Regions from separate parts of the Homo sapiens genome. Here region 2 is linked to region 1. A link is an interaction called in ENCODE POLR2A ChIA-PET data of the cell type or tissue named here. Cell type or tissue: PC-9. All regions are shown on one strand. Each heading gives the region's core, and the rest is flanking DNA. Links, peaks and the distances in the headings are about the cores only.

Evidence for each region. ChIA-PET counts read pairs that join two places held together with the same protein. Peaks named below come from ENCODE experiments on the same cell type or tissue, not always from the same donor. Only the 100,000 strongest peaks of a DNase experiment are listed, where the experiment ranks them.
Region 2: POLR2A ChIA-PET joins it to region 1 with 20 read pairs; 3 of 35 experiments call an interaction of 5 or more read pairs at or near these places.

What each region holds. Positions count from the first base shown.
Region 1 is chr17:7,808,242-7,810,741 of GRCh38, forward strand. The region is part of intron 63 of DNAH2 (dynein axonemal heavy chain 2); the gene reads left to right. Among named protein-coding and RNA genes, the nearest start is that of KDM6B, 25 kb to the right of the region's middle. In PC-9, for the core only: no CTCF peak of the experiment used is centred there; DNase peaks (open chromatin) are centred at 1,010, 1,440 and 1,920; H3K4me3 peaks cover 789 bases; H3K27ac peaks cover 2,500 bases.
Region 2 is chr17:7,985,669-8,002,448 of GRCh38, forward strand. No RefSeq gene overlaps it. Among named protein-coding and RNA genes, the nearest start is that of GUCY2D, 8.6 kb to the right of the region's middle. In PC-9, for the core only: no CTCF peak of the experiment used is centred there; no DNase peak of the experiment used is centred there; H3K27me3 peaks cover 199 bases.

The DNA.
Region 1 (2,500 bases), core at 1-2,500:
GCACCTGTAATCCCAGCTACTCAGGAGGCTGAGGCATGAGAATCGCTTGAACCCAGGAGGTGGAGGTTGCAGTGAGCCAAGTTCACACCACTGCAATGCAGCCTGGCGACAGAGTGAGACTGTCTCAGAAAAAAAAAAAAAAAAGATGCATGCATAAGTGACTCCTGAACCAGGCAGAATGATGGGCAAGTGCCATTATCAAAAAAATTCAAAATTCTTCCAGTTTATCATTTGATTTTTTAAATGATTGATTTAATAGGTGATACTACTCTGTCCCCAAGGTAATACAGTTACATGGTTTGAAGTGTGAAAGGTACAAAGGAGTATCCAATAAGAAGTTTCCCCTCGCCCACCTTCTGTTCTCTAGTCACCAGCTTTCCTCTCTGAAAGCAGCCGATATTACTGTCACCCAGGCTGGAGTGCAGTGGCGCAATCTCAGCTCACTGCAACCTCCACCTCCTGGGTTCAAGAGATTCTCCTGCCTCAGCCTCCTGAGTAGCTGGGACTACAGGTGCCCGCCACCACGCCCGGCTGATTTTTGTATTTTTAGTAGAGACGGGGTTTTGCCATGTTGGCCAGGCTGGTCTCAAACTCCTGACCTCAGGTGATCTGCCAGCCTCAGCCTCTCAAAGTGCTGGGATTACAGGCATGAGCCACTGCCCCCAGCCTGCACCTTACTATCTTATTTACCTGTGAGTTGAAGATTGTTCCTTATCAGTATGTAAAGAGCCTCTGCTTTCTTTTTACCACTGCATGATATTCCAGTGGGTAGCTACAGGGACACCATCATTTATTTAACTGTTCCCCATTTGAGGGAGACACTGTTTCCAATCTTTGGATCTTTGCTTGCCCTGTAACTTTGTTGGTGCTATCTTCATATAGAAATTTAAAATATTTATATAATTGAAGCTGGCCATACAATTTCAAACTGTTTTACCTAAAACCAACTTTGGAAAACATCCAGGTTCGACCTCCACAGATCAGATGAGGAGCCTGAGGCTAGGGAGATCAAGGGCTCACTGGCTCGTCACCGTCAGAGCTGGGCTAGATCCTGTGTTTCCTGACTTCACGCCTCTCTGCCCACAGCTCATCCCCGTTTTTTTCCTGCTGTAGGCATCTTTACTGTCAAAAGCTAAGCTGCCCACGAGGCCTCTTCTGTGCAGGGAACTCACCCAGGTTGGGTGAACGGGGCTTCTCTCTGCACCTCTGCACCTGCTCCTCCACGGCTCCGTCCCTGCTACCACCGCCACCTCCCAACCTCTCACAAAACTTTGCTCTTTTACTCTGTCTTTTCCCAAGAGCGAAGAATCACAGGTGTGGCAATCTGTTTGGAAAGGGTTTTCACCTAGATGAATCATATCCTGGGCTAAATAATTAGGAGTGGTTCCTCATATGTGAAAAATGGGACCTCTGGGGTGCACTGCCAACAACATCATTCATCAAACAAGCATTTATAGTGCACCCAGTGTTAGGTATTTTGGTGGAGGGTCCACACCCACACTTGAGAACCCCTAAGTGAAAAGAGAAAGCAGACAGGGAACAAACATTTCTCCTTTTTTACGGACAAAGCCTGTGACGTTTATGAGCCAAATGCACCTTAAAAAAAAAAAAAAAGCAGCAGCAGCATTTATGTGTTTATTTTTAGAGATGGGGTCTTGCTGTGTTGCCCAGGCTGGTCTTGGTCTTGAATTCCCATCTCAGTCTTACAAGTTGTTGGGATTACAGGTGTGAGCCACCGTGCCCCGAAATGTACCTTCCTTTCCTTCCTTCCCTCCCTCCCTTCCTTCCTTCCTTCCTTTTCTTCTTTCTTTTCTTTCTTTTTTTTCTTTTTTTTTTTTTTGAGACAGGATCTCACTCTGTCGCCCAGACTGGAATGCAGTGGCGCAATCACGACTCACTGCAGCCTTGACTTCCTGGGCTCTGGTGATCCTCCCACCCAAGCCTCCTGAGTAGCTGGGCCTACAGGCACACTCCACTATTCCTGGCTAATTTTTTATATTTTTTGTAGAGACGGGGTTTCACCATGTTGCCCAGTCTGGTCTTGAACTCGTGGGCTCAAGTGATCCTCCTGCCTTGGCCTCCCAAGTTGCTAGGATTACAAGGGTGAGCCACCCCACCTGGCCCAAATATACCCTTTTTGTTTTGTTTTGTTTCGTTTTGTTTTTGAGAGAGAGTCTCGCTCTATCACCCAGGCTGGAGCACGGTGGTGCGATCCCAGCTCGCTGTAACTTCTGCCTCCCAGATTCAAGTGATTCTCCTGCCTCAGCCTCCCGAGTAGCTGGGATTACAGGCGTCTGCCACCACGCCCGGCTAATTTTTGTATTTTTAGTAGAGATGGGGTTTCACCACGTTGGCCAGGCTGGTCTTGAACTTCTTACCTCAAGTGATCTGCCCGTCTCGGCCTCCCAAAGTGCTGGGATTACAGGTGTGAGCCACCGCGCCTGCCCCCAAATGTACCTTTTAATACAACTTCACAACTAGGCACTGTGCCCTGGGCCCT
Region 2 (16,780 bases), core at 14,077-16,576, 190 kb after region 1:
TCCAAGGAACACATTTTAAACCTCAAATCATGGTTTGATAGGAACTGGAACAGACATTTGAAACATTTGCTGTTCAAAATCAGGGGAGATAAAGGAATAAAAGGCTGGCTTACATGCCTTCATGTTTACACTCAACATGAGGGAGTCAAGGAAGGCCCCCACTAGACAGATTACCCCACCTTGAGACCTTGTCTCTACCAAAAACATAAACAAAAAACTATTTTAAAACTAACTGGAATATGGTGGCATGCACCCGTAGTCCTATCTACTTGGGAGACTGAGAGGCAGGAGGACGGCTTGAGCGTGGGAAGTTGAGGTTGCAGTGAGCTGTGATTGTATCGCTGCACTCCAGCCTGGGTGACAGAGTGAGACCATGTCTCAAAAAATAAATAAATAAATAAATAAATAAGTGGAAAGTTTAGATATAACTGAAGGGAAGGAGAAATAGTAGCTGAGTATAAAGAATGAGTGGGTTACAATGAGGGGACATCACATATTACATCAATATTACATTGATGCCTTGAGAGGGGCTCAGAGCAAGAGATTATATTTTCCCTTAGCTTAATCATACAGGATGGGCCAGGTGCGGTGGCTCATGCCTGTAATCCCAGCATTTTGGGAGGCCAAGGCAGGTGGATCACCTGAGGTCAGGAGTTCGAGATCAGCCTGGCCAACATGGTGAAACCCCGTCTCTACTAAAAATACAAAAATTAGACGGGTGTGGTGGCGGCGGGTGCCTGTAATCCCAGCTACTCGGGAGGCTGAGGCAGGAGAATCAAAACTCCATCTCAAAAAAAAAAGAAATTATACAGGATGTCTGAAAGGGTGAAGCCATCTAATGCCAAGATCACTCCTGCTTTTGAAACCTGACAAAGCCAAAAGGAAGTCTGCAAGCCCTAGTGGCATCGCTCTGGGAGACATTCTGGTCATATGCTATGATTACTCCAGATGGACGGGACTCCCTGTTAATGTCTAAGACTCTGGTAATATGCCATTATCTTTTGACTATTATTTTTCAGGTTATATCTACAGCCATATTGTGATATAGCGTTAACACTCACCTTGTTGCTAAGATTCAACTATCTTACATAAACAGGTCATGTGATAATACTGATATTGATGATCAAATGTATTGGGAAAATGGCCCTAAGGAAGAACTGGATTTAACTAACCAAAGCTAATTTCTATGCTACCATGCTCTGAGAAGCCCAAGCCATGGAATCACTACATAGAGAAGTACAGAGGTCCTCAACTCACAGCCCTCACCAACTTGCTGGAGGATAGCAACACCAGCTACCAGCCCCATACCCCGGCCAGCATCACGTGGAGCAGGGCCGCCTGGTGAAGCCACTGGGTCCACAGAATCATGAAGTTACAACTGGCATTGCTTCAAGCCATGCAACATTGGGGAGTATTTTATTTCCTACCAGTAAATAGACAAAACACCTGATATTTCCAATCCCTCAGGCTTCCCGGATTCTGCTGGTTTTTGATGTCCACCCCCACCCGCCAGCGCTTGGATTTGAGCTCCCTCTGCTCTGCCAAGTCAGTCATCACTCTCCACTCTCCCCCTGCTTTCCAGAATGCTGAGTTCTCCTGTCTGTGCTCATTTCCTCCCCCGCTCTTCTTGTCCTTGTGGGTTTATGCCTTTTTTATCCCTTTATTGTAATTTTAGTGGGGTTTGGGGAGGGTGAAGAGATAAATAGATCTGCTTAATCCGTCCTGTTTAATTCAGTTTCTCCTGCATTCTTAACATCCTATTCACAGGATTCTCCCTCCACCTCCTTCTTTACTCAAGATCTGGCTCTGCTCACAGGCTCCTCCCAGACGCCACACACCCCAGAGTTGAGAGGTTTGGGGTCAGTGTCCTCATTCCCAGTGGTTCCTTGAGGGCCATGCCACTCACCTCTTCCACCCCGCCCCCATCCCTGGTGAATGCCATCATTCACTGAGCAGTGGGCACACCCTCTTCTCCATCAGCTCCCAGTCTTCTCATTCTGGTGACTTCACCATCCCCAAGATCAATCCAGCCATCAGCTTGGCCTCTGAGCGCCCCGAACTCCTCGTGTCACATGCTTCTCCTCTACCTCCTTCAGCCATGACGTCACAGGACCAAACCCCCACTGTGTCATCTCCCAGAGCTGCCTCCCCTCTGAAGTCACTAATTCAGGCTGCCTACCCAGCACAACGGCCAGCTAAGAGGTCCCTTCTCCTGTGTGGAGCTGATCCCGTAGTCTATGCTCTGCATCCCTTGTCGCGCCCCCACCTCCCGATGGTGCATTCCATCTGCCTTACGTTGTCACCTTCTCCTTCTCTGTACGGTTTATTTTACTTTATTTTATTCTATTTGGAGACAGAGTCTCGCTCTGTCGCCCAGGCTGGAGTACAATGGCACGATCTCAGCTCACTGCAATCTCCGCCTCCCAGGTTCAAGCGATTCTCCTGCCTCAGCCTCCTGGGTAGCTGGGATTACAGGCACCTGCACCACACCTGGCTAATTTTTAGTAGAGATGGGGTTTCACCATGTTGTCCAGGCTGAACTCAAACTCCCGACCTCAGATGATCTGCCCACCTCAGTCTCCCAAAGCGCGGAGATTACAGGTGTGAGCCTCCACACCCGGCCTCCTTCTCTGTATGTTTTCTGAGGGCAGCACCAGCACCCATTCACCCACTTCCAGCAGCAGAGCCTGATTTTGCCTCTAGACCTCTCCCTGTCCCCCTCAGTCCTTGTCATCTAGGTTAAACTGGCTACACCCTCAGCCTGGTGTGAGCCAGGCCCTGCCAATCCATCACCTTGCCTGGTGACTGAGATGGACTCGGGAGTGGACATCCGACCAAAGGCAGGCCAGTTAGTCAAGAGACTCTTGGATTTTTGTGGAAGCCATTAGGTAAGTGGGGTCTTTGCTGGTTGGATTTAAGTCTGGGAGGATGAAGGACAGCACTGTTGCAGCCGTTTTGCCACAATGAGGGGAGGGCCTTTGGGAGGATAAAGCCCAGCATAGAAGAGAGCAAAGCCTGAGGCCTGCGGCATCTATGCCTGAATCCAGCTGTGCCTGAAGGTAGCGCTGTAGCTCAGGTTTCCAGTTACAAGAACCCATTCAACCTTTCTGCCTTAGCCTGGTTAGTATTGTGGTCCCACTGAACGTACCATTCAGGAGAATCACGTTTAAAAGTGGCACAAGACAAAGACATGAATCTGAATACCTTCAGACATAGTCTACAGCTCCCCCTGGTGGAAAACATTGTTTTTTAGAGTCCAGCTACTAGGCCTTAATTTTTATCCACCACGTGTCCCAATAGTCTGTATATATCTAGGTCAATTTAGAACATCTTTTCTAGTTCAAAAAGCATGTAATTGCTGCTATTTATAATCCTGATCACAGCCCATTCCGGTAATACTTTGTAATTCAGAACTATAATCCCCAACGAAACATGTCCCAGAATCAAGCAGTGAATGTAGAATGTGCTAGATCATTAGGACTCTTTTTTTTTTCTTTTTGAGATAGGGTCTCGCTCTATTGCTCAGGCTGGAGTGCAGTGGTGTGATCAGGTTCACTGCCGTCTCGACCTCCTGGGTTCAATGATCCTCCCGCCTTGGCCTCCCAAAATGCTGGTGATTACAGGCAGGAACCACTGTGCCCAGCCAGGAATCAATGTTTATAATTATCAAAAAAGAGACAAGAAGAAAGGAGGAAACACAAAACCATAATGCGGAAGAATGTTAAAATCCGGTCAAGTATAACTTCATTGATTTCTGGTTTCAAGGATTGTACCCCACAATTGTCTCTTTTCTCCCCACACGTCATGGAAATGATCAGAAAGAAGTAATTGTATGACAGTTTAAAAAATGAACTGTTCCGACCTGGAGCGGTGGCTCACGCCTGTAATCCCAGCACTTTGGGAGGCCGAGGTGGGTGATCACCTGAGGTCAGGAGTTCGAGACCAGCCTGACCAACATGGTGAAACCTCGTCTCTACTGAAAAAAAAAAATGCAAAATTAGCCGGGCATGCTAGCGCATGGCGGAGGTTGCAGTGAGCCGAAATCGCGCTATTGCACTCCAGCATGGGTAACAAGAGCGAAACTCGGTCTCGGAAAAAAAAAAATCTGTTCCAGCAAATGATAAAGCTGGAGAGAATGTTACTAACAGAACTGAAAATCTGAGGAATTTGAGGAAATGTGTTCTTCGTTGAGAGCAAAGTCACGCAGTGCTGAGCTGAGCACCCAGCGCAAAGGAGGGGCTCCCTAAAGGAAGGTGGAAAGGTCTCCCCAGTAGAGCTCCGCCCAGCCCCAGCTCTAAGCAGCGGGCCCCGGGCATCAGGGTTTCAGGGCTGAGGAATGTCCAGCGCCGCCCGATCGCGCCTCGCTTCCTCCATCACTAAACCACCGGGGGACTGACTGCCCGAGGCTGGTGCAGAAGCGGGTGCGGAAGCGGGAGAGGGAACGCGCGTGGCGCTCCAGCCGCCACCCCAACCCTGCCACTTCCGCAGCTGCCCGGGCGCCGCTGCACCCGGACCACTCTGCGGTCTACCCGCTGCGGCCAGAAGAAGAGAGACTCCGGGGAGGGTGGCCCTGCCGCACCCTGGCCTTCACAGAGCAGGGGGCGGAAGAGCCCAGGTGCCCTCGGTGCCTGCGCAACCTGAGCCCCGGCCGCCTCGCGCCTTATCCTTGGGGCTCCCCCTGGCGGCTAAGCCGGTCCCTGCAGGGAAACGTGCCCGTTGTCTCATCTGCATCCACTTAGCACCAAGACGGGGTAGCTGAGGGGGTCGGCGGAAGAGGAGAGGGGAGGCAGCAAAAGATGATCCATGCGGACGACCAGGGAGCCCACACCAGCCTCCAAGCGCGTCAGCCTCCAGCTCCACTCCCCAGGGTGAAGAGTCAACGGACAATCACCCCGAAGTAAGGCCCTACCGCCTCCTGAAAAAGGTGGTTAAAGAAGGGCAATCCGCTAAAGAATAGAGTACACGGGCCGGGCGCGGTGGCTAACGCCTGTAATCCCAGCACTTTGGGAGGCCGAGGCGGGCGGATCACGAGGTCAAGAGATCGAGAGCATCCTGGCGAACACGGTGAAACCCCGTCTCTACTAAAAATACAAAAAATGAGCCGGGCTTGGTGGCGGGCGCCTGTAGTCCCAGCTACTCGGGAGGCTGAGGCAGGAGAATGGCGTGAACCCGGGAGGCGGAGCTTGCAGTGAGCCGAGATAGCGCCACTGCACTCCAGCCTGGGCGGCAGAGCGAGACTCCGTCTCAAAAACAAAAAACAAACAAACAAACAAACAAACGGAATGGAGTACACGAATTATAAGTACAAGAATGTACTTAAAATATTCAAATTAATACCCTCAATAACATTAATGCCAGAATCTTGCATTCACAATAAAAAACTTGGTGTCCAAAATGTGGTACATCCATGCAATGGAGTATTATTCAGCCTCTAACAGGAATGAAATTCTTACACATGCTATAATGTGGGTGGACCCTGAAAACATTACCCTGAGTGAAATAAGCCAAATACGGAAGGACAAATCCTGTATGATTCCACCTCTACGAGGTACTTAGAATAGGTAAATTCATACAGGAGAAAGTAGACTAGAGGGGCCGTCGTTGTTTAATGGGTACAGAGCTTTTGTTGGAGATGGTGAAGAGTTTCAGGTGTAGTGGTGATGGTTACACAAAAATTTTGGCTGTACTTAATGCCACTAAACTGTACACTTAAAAATGGCTAAAATGAGGCCGGGCGCGGTGGCTCACGGCTGTAATCCGAGCACTCTGGGAGGCCGAGGCGGGTGGATCACCTGAGGTCAGGAGTTCGAGACCAGCCTGGCCAATATGGCGAAACCCCGTCTCTACTAAAAATACAAAAATTAGCACGTGCCTGTAATCCCAGTCTGAAGGTATTCAGATTCATGTCTTTGTCTTGTGCCACTTTTAAACGTGATTCTCCTGAATGGTACGTTCAGTAGGACCACAATGCTAACCAGGCTAAGGCAGAAAGGTTGAATGGGTTCTTGTAACTGGAAACCTGAGCTACAGCGCTACCTTCAGGCACAGCTGGATTCAGGCATAGACGCCGCAGGCCTCAGGCTTTGCTCTCTTCTATGCTGGGCTTTATCCTCCCAAAGGCCCTCCCCTCATTGTGGCAAAACGGCTGCAACAGTGCTGTCCTTCATCCTCCCAGACTTAAATCCAACCAGCAAAGACCCCACTTACCTAATGGCTTCCACAAAAATCCAAGAATTGAGTCTCTTTTTATTTATTTATTTATTTTTTTGAGACGGAGTTTCACTCCTTTGTCCAGGCTGGAGTGCAATGGCAGGATCTTGGCTCACTGCAACCTCCGCCTCCCAGGTTCAAGGGATTCTCCCGCCTCAGCCTCCTGAGTAGCTGGGACTACAGGCACCCGCCACAATGCCCGGCTGATTTTTTGTATTTTTAGTAGAGATGGAGTTTCACCATGTTGACCAGGCTGGTCTTGAACTTCTGGCCTCAGGTGATCCACCCGCCTAGGCCTCCCGAAGTGCTGGGATTACAGGTATGAGCCACTGCACCCGGCCAAGAATTGAGTCTCTTGACTAACTGGCCTGCTTTTGGTCGGATGTCCACTCCCGAGCCCATCACAGTCACCAGGCAAGGTGATGGATTGGCAGGGCCTGGCTCACACCAGGCTGAGGGTGTAGCCAGTTTAACCTAGATGACAAGGACTGTAGCTGGGACTACAGGTGCAGGCCACCACGCCCGGCTAATTTTTTGTATTTTAGTAGAAATGGGATTTCACCATGTTGGCCAGGATGGTCTCGATCTCCTGACCTTGTGATCCACCCACTTCGGCCTCCCAAAGTGCTGGGATTACAGGCATGAGCCACTGCACCCAGCCTGTTGTGGCCATCTTTAGAAAATACAATACGCCACAGCCTGCCCTCTGACCACAACTCACATTCCAACCACATGAAAACACAAGGCTCTTCCCATTATGGCATCAACTCAAGGTCTAGCACTTCTGCATCCAAGTTGGGTCCAGAGGCAGCTGAGTCTCCACAGGTGATTCACCAACTTTCTGCAGCTCTCAGGGTACCTGTTCTGGATTAAAAATGAGATCATCCCAGCTCTGTGGGGTGGTCAAGAGCTTCCCTGGAATGTGGCATCGTAACATTCCACTAGCACTCCCTGAGCACCTTACATGCCCAGCTCCACTGTGTGGACCCATGGAAAACCTGGATGAACAGGAAAGACCCAGAATTTGCCAATGCAAGCTTTGGTGTAGGCTGTCCTCTGTGACTGTCACTGGTTCCACTGATGCAGGGCAGGTGAGCCCCAAAATTGAGGCTTAGCCAGGGAGGGTTCTTGGCTTCACCCAAGAAAGAATTCAAGGGCAAGCTGGTGGCAAGGGGTGGATATGCAACAATTTCTAGAAAAAGGTTGGTAACTTCTGGGTTGTTGAGTTGTTGCCATGGAAAGGGGTAGTAACTTCTGGGTGTTGCCATGGCAATGGTAAACTGACATGGCACTGGTGGGCGTGTCTTATGGAGTGGTGTTCTCACCTCTTCCGTGTTTCAGCTAGTCTTCAATCTGGTCCAGAGTCCAAGCCCCACCTCTGGAGTCAAGTCCTGCCTCCTATATCACTGCTACTTGGATGTCATCCCCAATCGTGGAACCTTCTTCAGGTTCCTTAACTTTACTACATTCAACTGTAAAATCTCATAGCTACATTCCATGGTGACTTCAGGTTTTTGAACATATGCTGATAAATACTTATTTGGAGGGATCACACAGTGGTCCTGTCAGCCAGCCTCACTTTCCATTGTGGTTACATCCTCATCTGTAGAGCAAGGCTTCTTACCATTTTTTTGGAATATTTATCTTATGAGAAATGGGAATACTGAAAGCATAACTATTAAGACTTCATATAATTGAGACAAATAGAAAAGATTTACCTACAACAGGGTGTTCACTGGCTTTAAGCTAAAGGACCTGGCAGACTGCGTTCTAGTTGTTAAGGAAAGAAACAAAATACACAAAATCCTGGGAATGCATCATTGGAAGTTGAGCCTAAAATGTACTGTATTATTGGGGACTTTATATTAAATACATTTGATGACAGATTTACCCTCTTTGGGAAGAGAACCTTCCTGATAGTCTGTGGTTCCCACTCTCCTATCAGGCCCGAGTCTGCGTTTTTTTGTTTGTTTTGTCTTCGTTTTGAGATGGAGTTTCGCTCTTGTTGCCCAGGCTGGAGTGCAGTGGCACGATGTCGGCTCACTGCAACCTCTGCTTCCCGGGTTCAAGGGATTCTCCTGCCTCAGCCTCCCCAGTAGCTGGGACTACAGGCACATGCCACCACGCCCGGCTAATTGTTTGTATTTTTAGTAGAGACGTGATTTCACCGTGTTAGCCAAGATGGTCTCGATCTCTTCACCTCGTGATCCGCCCGCCTCGGCCTCTCAAAGTGCTGGGATTATAGGCAACAGCCTCCCCGCCCGGCCGAGCCTGCGTTTTTAGGTGTACCATGCAGCATACACGAAAGGGATGAAAGACCCGCGTATCCATTGGCCCTGACTGCTGTGACGGATTACCACAAACTTGGTGGCTGAAACAACACACGTTTACTCTCTTACAGTTCTGGAAGTCAGAAGTCCGAATTCAGTTTCACTGGGCCCAAATCCGGTTGTTGGCGGGGCCTTGCTGTCTCTGCAGAATCCATTTCCCATCCATTTCCCGGAGTCACATTTCTTGCGTCCCTTGGCTCCTGTCCTCCAGCAGCGCAGCATCCTGCTTCAGTGTTGCTTTGCTTTGTGTGTCGAATCTCCCTCTTATAAGGACGCTTGTGATTACATTGAGGGCCCACCCAGATAATCCAGGATAATCTTTCCATCTCAAGATCCTTACATTCAAATGGCGAAACATTATTGAATAAAATGAAGTAAATCTATATCTAAGAACATGGAAAACGTCCAAGACATGTAATAAAGGGAAAAATAGAAACTAATACTCGACAACCAGTTAGAAGATATAATAGAAGAAAAGGACCTACAAGAGCAATATAAAAGATAAAATGCTTTTTAATAAACTTAACACAGTTCACAGGTTCTGGGGATTTGGAAATAAAAGAAAAAAAAAGAAAAGAAAAATACAATGATAAAAAAGAAAAGAGTAACAAGAAATACATCAAACTCACTTAAAGAAAAGGTAAAAACACTACAGAAGGGTACAAAAGTAGGCTTCAACAAATAGTAGTCTTGCCCAGAAAGACTCAACATCCTAAAATGTAAATCTTCCATAAATTAATTTATAAGTTTAACACAATAACAAAGAAAGTGCCAATGACTTTTTAAAAATTAGGAAGATGATTAAAAAGACAATATAAAAAATTAATGCATAAGAATTATCAGGAAAATTCTGGAAAGGAGGAGCAATGAGGCAGAGGACGGAGAGTAGCTCTGTAAATTAATTAAAAATATTATAATACTTCAGTAATGAAAGTAGTATAGTAGTGGTTCATATTAGACAGACTGACCAAGGGAACAGAACAGAAAATCCAGAAATACATGCAGATACATTCAGGATTGTTCTTTATGATGATATGAGGAGAAATGAATTATTCAGTGAATGGTAATGGGACAGCTGGGAACCAGGCAGATGAAAATAAAATTGGATCCACACCTTACTCCTCACATCAGGATAAATTCCAAAGGGGTCACAGATTTAAATGTAAACGTGAAACTGTAAGTCCTTGAAGAATGAAGAAAACATTGGAGAATGTGTTTGTAGCCTTTGCTTTTCTGATAGTGATTTAAAATCCAAACGGCATTTAAAAATTTTAAAAGACTGCATTTGAAAATGTACTTGGCAAAAACACACTCACATTATAAGCAAAGAGTAGACACATCAACTGGGATTTTTTTTTCAAATCATATTACAAATGTGTATTCTCCTAACATATAAAGAGATCTAAAAAATGATAAGAAAAAGACCAATAACCCAATAGAAAAGTGAGCAAAAGATATAAACAGACAGTTCTCAAAAAAGATATGCAAAAGGCCTGTAAACATGAAAATATGTTCAGCCTCACTCAGAAGAGAAACACAAATTTAAACTATACCATGATACTTTTTTTTCCCTTGGATGCCATTTTTCTTTTTCAAATATCAAATTGGAGAAATTAAAAACACACTCTGAATCCAGGCTGTGGGCAACAAGACACTCTAAGTCATTGCTGGTACTAGTGTAAATTGGCATAATCCCTAGAGGGGACAATTTGGCAACATCTCTCCAAATTACAGTGCATTTACACAGGCAATTTGCCTGTAGATGTACTTAGATATATGCAAAGTGAGGCTTGTACAAGGTATTCATCGGAGCAGCAATAGCAAAGAGTAACCAGGTTACAGTTCTGCGATTCAATGGAATCTATGCAGCTATGATCAGCTCTCTATGAAACAAGAAACAAGACCTCCAAGATATTGTTGAAATAAAATAGCAAGGTACAGAACAGTGTTATCTTTTATGTAAAAAGGGGACTAGAAGAAAATAGATTCTTATTGCTTGCGTATGCCCAAGGAGCGCCACAAAACGTATGAGAATCTACCTGTGGCTCTCCCTTTGGGGGAAGTGGGCTGACAGGGGACACACGTGGTAGGGAGCATTTTCACTGTATATTCTTTTTTGTTTATTTTATTTTTGAACGATGTAATTGTATTATATTTTCATAAAACAAATATAAAATATTTTAAGGAGGGAAGCAGATTGTAAAATAGTACATAAAATTATCTATTTTCGGCTGGGCGTGGTGGCTCACACCTGTAATCCCAGCACTTTAGGAGGCCGAGGCAGGTGGATCACAAGGTCAAGAGATCGAGACCATCCTGGCCAACATGGTGAAACCCCGTCTCTACTAAAAATACAAAAAAAAATTAGCTGGGCGTGGTGGCGCACACCTGTAGTTCCAGCTACTTGAGAGGCTGAGGCAGGAGAATTGCTTGAACCCGGGAGGCAGAGGTTGCAGTGAGCCAAGATCGCACCACTGCACTCCAGCCTGGTGACACAGTGAGACTGCATGTCAAAAAAAAAAAAAAGTTATCTATTTTCTCATATATGCATTTTTAAAAGCTATTTACAGTGGTTATCTTCAAAAGTCTTTTATTTTTGCTTACACATTTTTGCATACTTTATTACAGATGTGAGCCACTGTGCCCAACCCGTTTTAACATTTAATAGTGAAAAAATGATATATTTCTGTTTCCTCCACACTATTCTTTAACTATTACAAACTGTAGTTTAATGGAATCCTGATTTTTACCCTCTAGTTTGGATTCAGTGTTTCTAACTTGAAGTTTTTTTGTTTTTTTTGTTTTGTTTTGTTTTTTTGACCAGACCCCCAGGACTTGTTTCCTTCTGTGAGATTCAGGCCAAATTGGTTTCAAAAGTTGTTTTGCTTCAAGGAATAGTTTTTCCTTATCTACTGCTGCAGTGATTCCACAAACAGAAACTTCTAATTCCTTCTGTCAACTCCTCCAAATTTCGTGACTTTATGGGGGGCAGGGAAGGGACTAAAAATCTCAGAAGAAAGAGCTTTATACCCTTTGCCTCTAGACAGAGCAAAACCAAGACCTTCCAGAGAGGGAGCGCCACCTGCAGCTGAGGCTATTTATAGTACAGGAGTTGGATTTAAATATAATTCTGTCCTCTGGTAACTCCAGCCAGCTGCTACTTTAAGATTTGGCGCCGCCCTTTATGTAAGAGGGCATGTTTTGTTTCAGTACCTTTCAGATGGAATCGAAATTTAGCAGTAAGCAACAAACAAGCTCTGGTGTGGGCCACTGGAAGTGAGAAGCAGTGTGGTGGCAGGAGGCTGGCTGTGCAACCTTGGCGTGAGGACTAGAATGGATTTAAAATAGTCCACTCCTTGAGTATAAAATGGTACAGGCTCTGCAGAAAACAGTGTGTCAGTTCCTGAAACAATCAAGCATAGAATTATATGATCCAGGCCAGGCACGGTGGCTCACACCTGTAATCTCAGCACTTTGGGAGGCCAAGGTGGGTGGATTGCTTGAGGTCAGGAGTTCGAGACCAGCCTGGCCAACATGGTGAAACCCCGTCTCTACCAAAAATACAAAAATTAGCCTGGTGTGGTGGCGCCTGCCTGTAGTCCCAGCTACTCGGGAGGCTGAGGCAGGAGAATCACTTGGACCTGGAAGACGGAGGCTGCAGTGAGCAGAGGTCAAGCCACTGCCTTCCAGCCTGGGTGACAGAGTGAAACCCTGCCACAAAAAATAAAATTAAATAAAATTAAATATTTATTTGAAAAAAGAATTATATGATCCAGCAATCCCACTTCTAGGTGTATACCCAAAACAACTGAAGGAAGGGACTCAGAGACCAAGAGGTGGAAGCAAGCCAAGTGTCCACAGAAGAATGAATGGGTAAATAAAATGTGGTATATACTGTACATACAATGGAATATTATTTAACCTTAAAAAGGAGTGAGGTGGGGCTTGGTGGCTCACACCTGTAATCCCAGCACTTTCGGAGGCCAAGGCAAGAGGATCACCTGAGGTCAGGGGTTTGAGACCGGCCTGGCCAACATGGTGAAACCCCGTTTCTACTAAAAATACAAAAATTAGCCAGGCATGGTGATGCACGTCTGTAGTCCCAGCTACTCGGGAGGCTGCGGCACGCAAATTGCTTTGAACCCAGGAGGCTGAGGTTGCAGTGAACCGAGATTGCCCCACTGCACTCCAGCCTGGGGTGACAGAGTGAAACTCTGTCTCAAAAAAAAAAAAAAAAAAAAAAAAAAGGAATGAACCTCTGATACGTTACAGCATAGGATAAACCTTGAAAACATCATGCTAAGTGAAATAAACAGACACAAAAGGACAAATACTCTATGATTCTACTTATGTGAGGTAGCTAAAGTAGTCAAATTCATAGAGACAGAAAGAATGATGGGCCGGGGGCAATGGCTCACACCTGTAATCCCAGCACATTGGGAGGCTGAGGTGGGAGGATTACTTGAGCCCAGGAGTTGGAGACCAGCCTAGGCAACATAGTGAGACCCTCATCTCTGCCAAATTTCAAAAAATTAGCCAGGCATAGTGGCACATGCCTGTGATCCCAGCTGCTTGGGAGGCTGAGGTGGGAGGATTGTGTGAGCCCAGGAGGTTGAGGCTATAGTGAGCTGAGATCGTGCCATTGTACTCCAGCCTGGGCAACAGTGCAAGACCCGGTCTCTAAAAAATAAAAAGGAAAAAAAAATAAGAACAGTGGTTTCTGGGGGCTGGAGGGAGGGGAAATGGGGAGCTAGTATTTAATGGGCACAGAGTTTCAATTGGGTAAGATGGAAAAGTTCTGGAGATGGACAGTGGTGATGGTTGCACAACAATATGAATTTACTTAACACCACTGAATTGTACACTTTAAAAATGTTAAAGTGGGGAGACTGGGCGCGGTGGCTCACCCCTGTAATCCCAGCACTTTGGGAGGCTGAGGCAGGCGGATCACGAGGTCAAGAGATCGAGACCATTCTGGCCAACAAGGTGAAACCCCGTCTCCACTAAAAATACAAAAATTAGCTGGGCGTGGTGGCGGGTGCCTGTAATCCCAGCTACTCGGGAGGCTGAGGCAGGAGAATCGCTTGAACCCGGGGGGCGGAGGTTGCAGTGAGCCAAGATCACACCACTGCACTCCATCCTGGGCAGCTGAGTGAGACTCTGTCTCAAAAAAAAAAAAAAAAAAAAAGTTAAAATGGTAAATTTTATGTTAGGTATATTTTATGACAAAAAGATTTTAAAAATCCCCCCTTCATCTTCATCTATATTACCCATCTGTCCATGGACCCTAGAGGAAAATTGGGAGATTGTCAATTTAACCAAATTGGTCTCTGGACCTCATTCTCATCATGTGTGAAATGAAAGAGTTGGCTGGAGTTTCCACAATTTCATGTAGAGATGTTGAGTCAGAAGACAGGAGATGTGGGGAGGTAACTCTTATGGAAGGTAAGAAGCACAGCACTGTAGAAACGAATATTGATGTCTACTGGATTTTGGAAGTCTGCTACAGGTCAGACATCTAAATTTTTGTTGACAAATTTTTTTTAATTTAAATTAGAAAACATTTCAAGCATACAGAAAATCCCTACATATAGCGATTGTTTACCACCAAAAACTAACAGATGTTAATATTTTGCCATATATATATATGATCCGCCAGCCTCTGCCTCCCAAAGTGCTGGGATTACAGGCATGAGCCACCATGCCCAGCCTATGTGTCTTGCTTAATAAATCCATTCCTACCCTGAATTGATAAAGATGTCTTTTCAATCTATGTCTTTTTTTCTCTTAAAAATTTCTGCTCTTTTTAAATTTTTCTATTTTCTTATTTTTTTTCTTTGTTCTTCAGAGCAGATCTACTTTCTTTGAATTCTATAATCTAAAATTTTTAATTAACTTTATTTGGAAATAATTTCAAACTTAAAAAATGTTGCAAAAATAAAAAATATGCAAAGAACACTCACAGGCTGTTTACCCAGATTCACCTATTGTTAGCATTTTACCCTATTTGTTTATCATTTGAAATAGATAATATATAAAACATACCATATATCATATCTAATATATATTTTTTCTGGACTGCTTGAGGGTCAGTTATATACATGATGCTTTACCATTAAATACTTCAGTGTGTATTTCCTATGAACAGGGATAGTCTAACATAACTACACTACCATTATTAACTTTATAACTTTATACTCTTTTGAATCTCCTGTGATATTCCAATTTTGTCAATTGCCAATTTTTTTGTTAATGTTGATGTTCTTTATAGCATTTTTATAACCCCATGCCGCCCTATAACCATTTTTCTTTTCTTTTTTTGTTTTTTGAGATGGAGTCTCACTTTGTTGCTTAGGCTGGAGTGCAGTGGCGCGATATTGGCTCACTGCAAACTCTGCTTCCCAGGTTCAGGTGATTCTCTTGCCTCAGCCTCCTGAGCAGCTGGGATTACAGGTGCACTCCACCACCCGCGGCTAATTTTTGTATTTTTAGTAGAGACGGGACTTCACCATGTTGGCCAGGCTGGTCTCAAACTCCTGACCTCAAGTGATCCGCCTGCCTCGGCCTCCCAAAGTGCTGGGATTATAGGCGTGAGCCACGGTGCCCGGCCTCAAGCCCTATAACCTTATAGCACTTTAAAAAAATCCAATGATACAGAATCCAAACTAAGGGCAGGTGTTGCATATAATTGTCATGTCTTTTTAGGTTTCTTTAATCTGAAACAGTTCCTCAACCTCTATTTGCCTTCTATGACATTGACATTTTTGAAGAATGCAGTCCTCCCCACCTTTTTAAATAGAACGTTTCTCATTTAGTGTTTATCTTATGTTTCCTTGTGATTAGATTTGAAATAATGCTGGAACATTGCCGAGACGTATTGTGCAGCACTGCATAGGTGTAGTATTATGTCCTTCTCAGGGTATCACATCTGGAGGCAAAGAATGTCTCTCTGCCCCTCATGGTTAATTTTGATCACTTGCTTAAAGTATTGCCCCATTTCTCCACTGTACAATGACTGCTTTTTATTTTATTCCCCACTCCCTTCCAACTCATGGCAATCTGGAGGGAGATACTTTCAGACCCTGCAAAAGTTCTGCTCCTCATCCAACATTTCCCCCAGCTTTAGAATCCACTGATGATTCTTACCTGATCCAATCTTTGCCACCAAGTCTGAAAATGATTCATTTAAAAGTTTTTAAGTTTTATTTTTCACATATAGGTCTTTGACCTGGAATAGATTTTGTGTATGGTGTGAGATAGGGATTGAATTCTATTTTCCCCCCAGATGGCTAATCAGCTCCATTTGTTGAAGTTTATTCTTTCCCAGTTGGTAAGAAATGTCCACGTCTTCACACATTTGCTGTGTTTGTTTCAGTACTGTATATTCTATTTCATTGGTCCATTTGTTTATCCTTGTGCCAAAACTATGAAGTCTTTATTGCCATAGCTTTATAATATATATTTATATAAATATATAATTGCTGTCACTACATAATGTGGATTTATATAAATATATAATATATAATTGCTATAGCTTTATAGTATATATTTATATAATTGCTGTTTTATATATCATATAATTATATAAATATATAATTGCTATGTTTTATATATTATATATTTATGTAGATATATAATTGCTATGTTTTATATATTATATATTTACATAAATACATAATTGCTATTGCTTTATAATAAATTTGTATATCTTATAGGGCATCTTCCATTATACTCTTCTCTAAAATTGTTAGCTATTCTTGCCATCCGGGCAATTATATTCATTTTCACAACAACCCTCAGATTAAGCAATTGCCCAAGGTCCAAAAATCAGCAAGAGGGACTTGGAACCCAGGTCTGTCGGAGGCCAAAGCTCTTTTCATTACTTCCTGAGGGTGGTTTTCTAGGCATGGAGAAGCAGAGGTCAGGGAATCAAGTGTGGCGAGAGAGAGAAGAGAAGTGAAAGAAGAAAGGCAGGTGTCAGCTTGGTGTGGGTTTGGTCTCTGGGATATAGACTTTGCCAGCCAAAGGATGGAGCTTGAACTTAGCTGGCAGAACTGGAAACAGAAGATTGTAAGGAAAGGGACTGGGATCAGTGTTTCTTCTCCAGGACGGATTACCCACAGCTGTCCACGGGCAGGCACTTGTTACTTTCTGGCTGAGCAGGGCAGTGTGGCCGACGGCTGAAAGGGGAAGCTGCGGCTGCTTTTGTGCAGGGGTGGTGGTGATGAGGGTGATGTGGG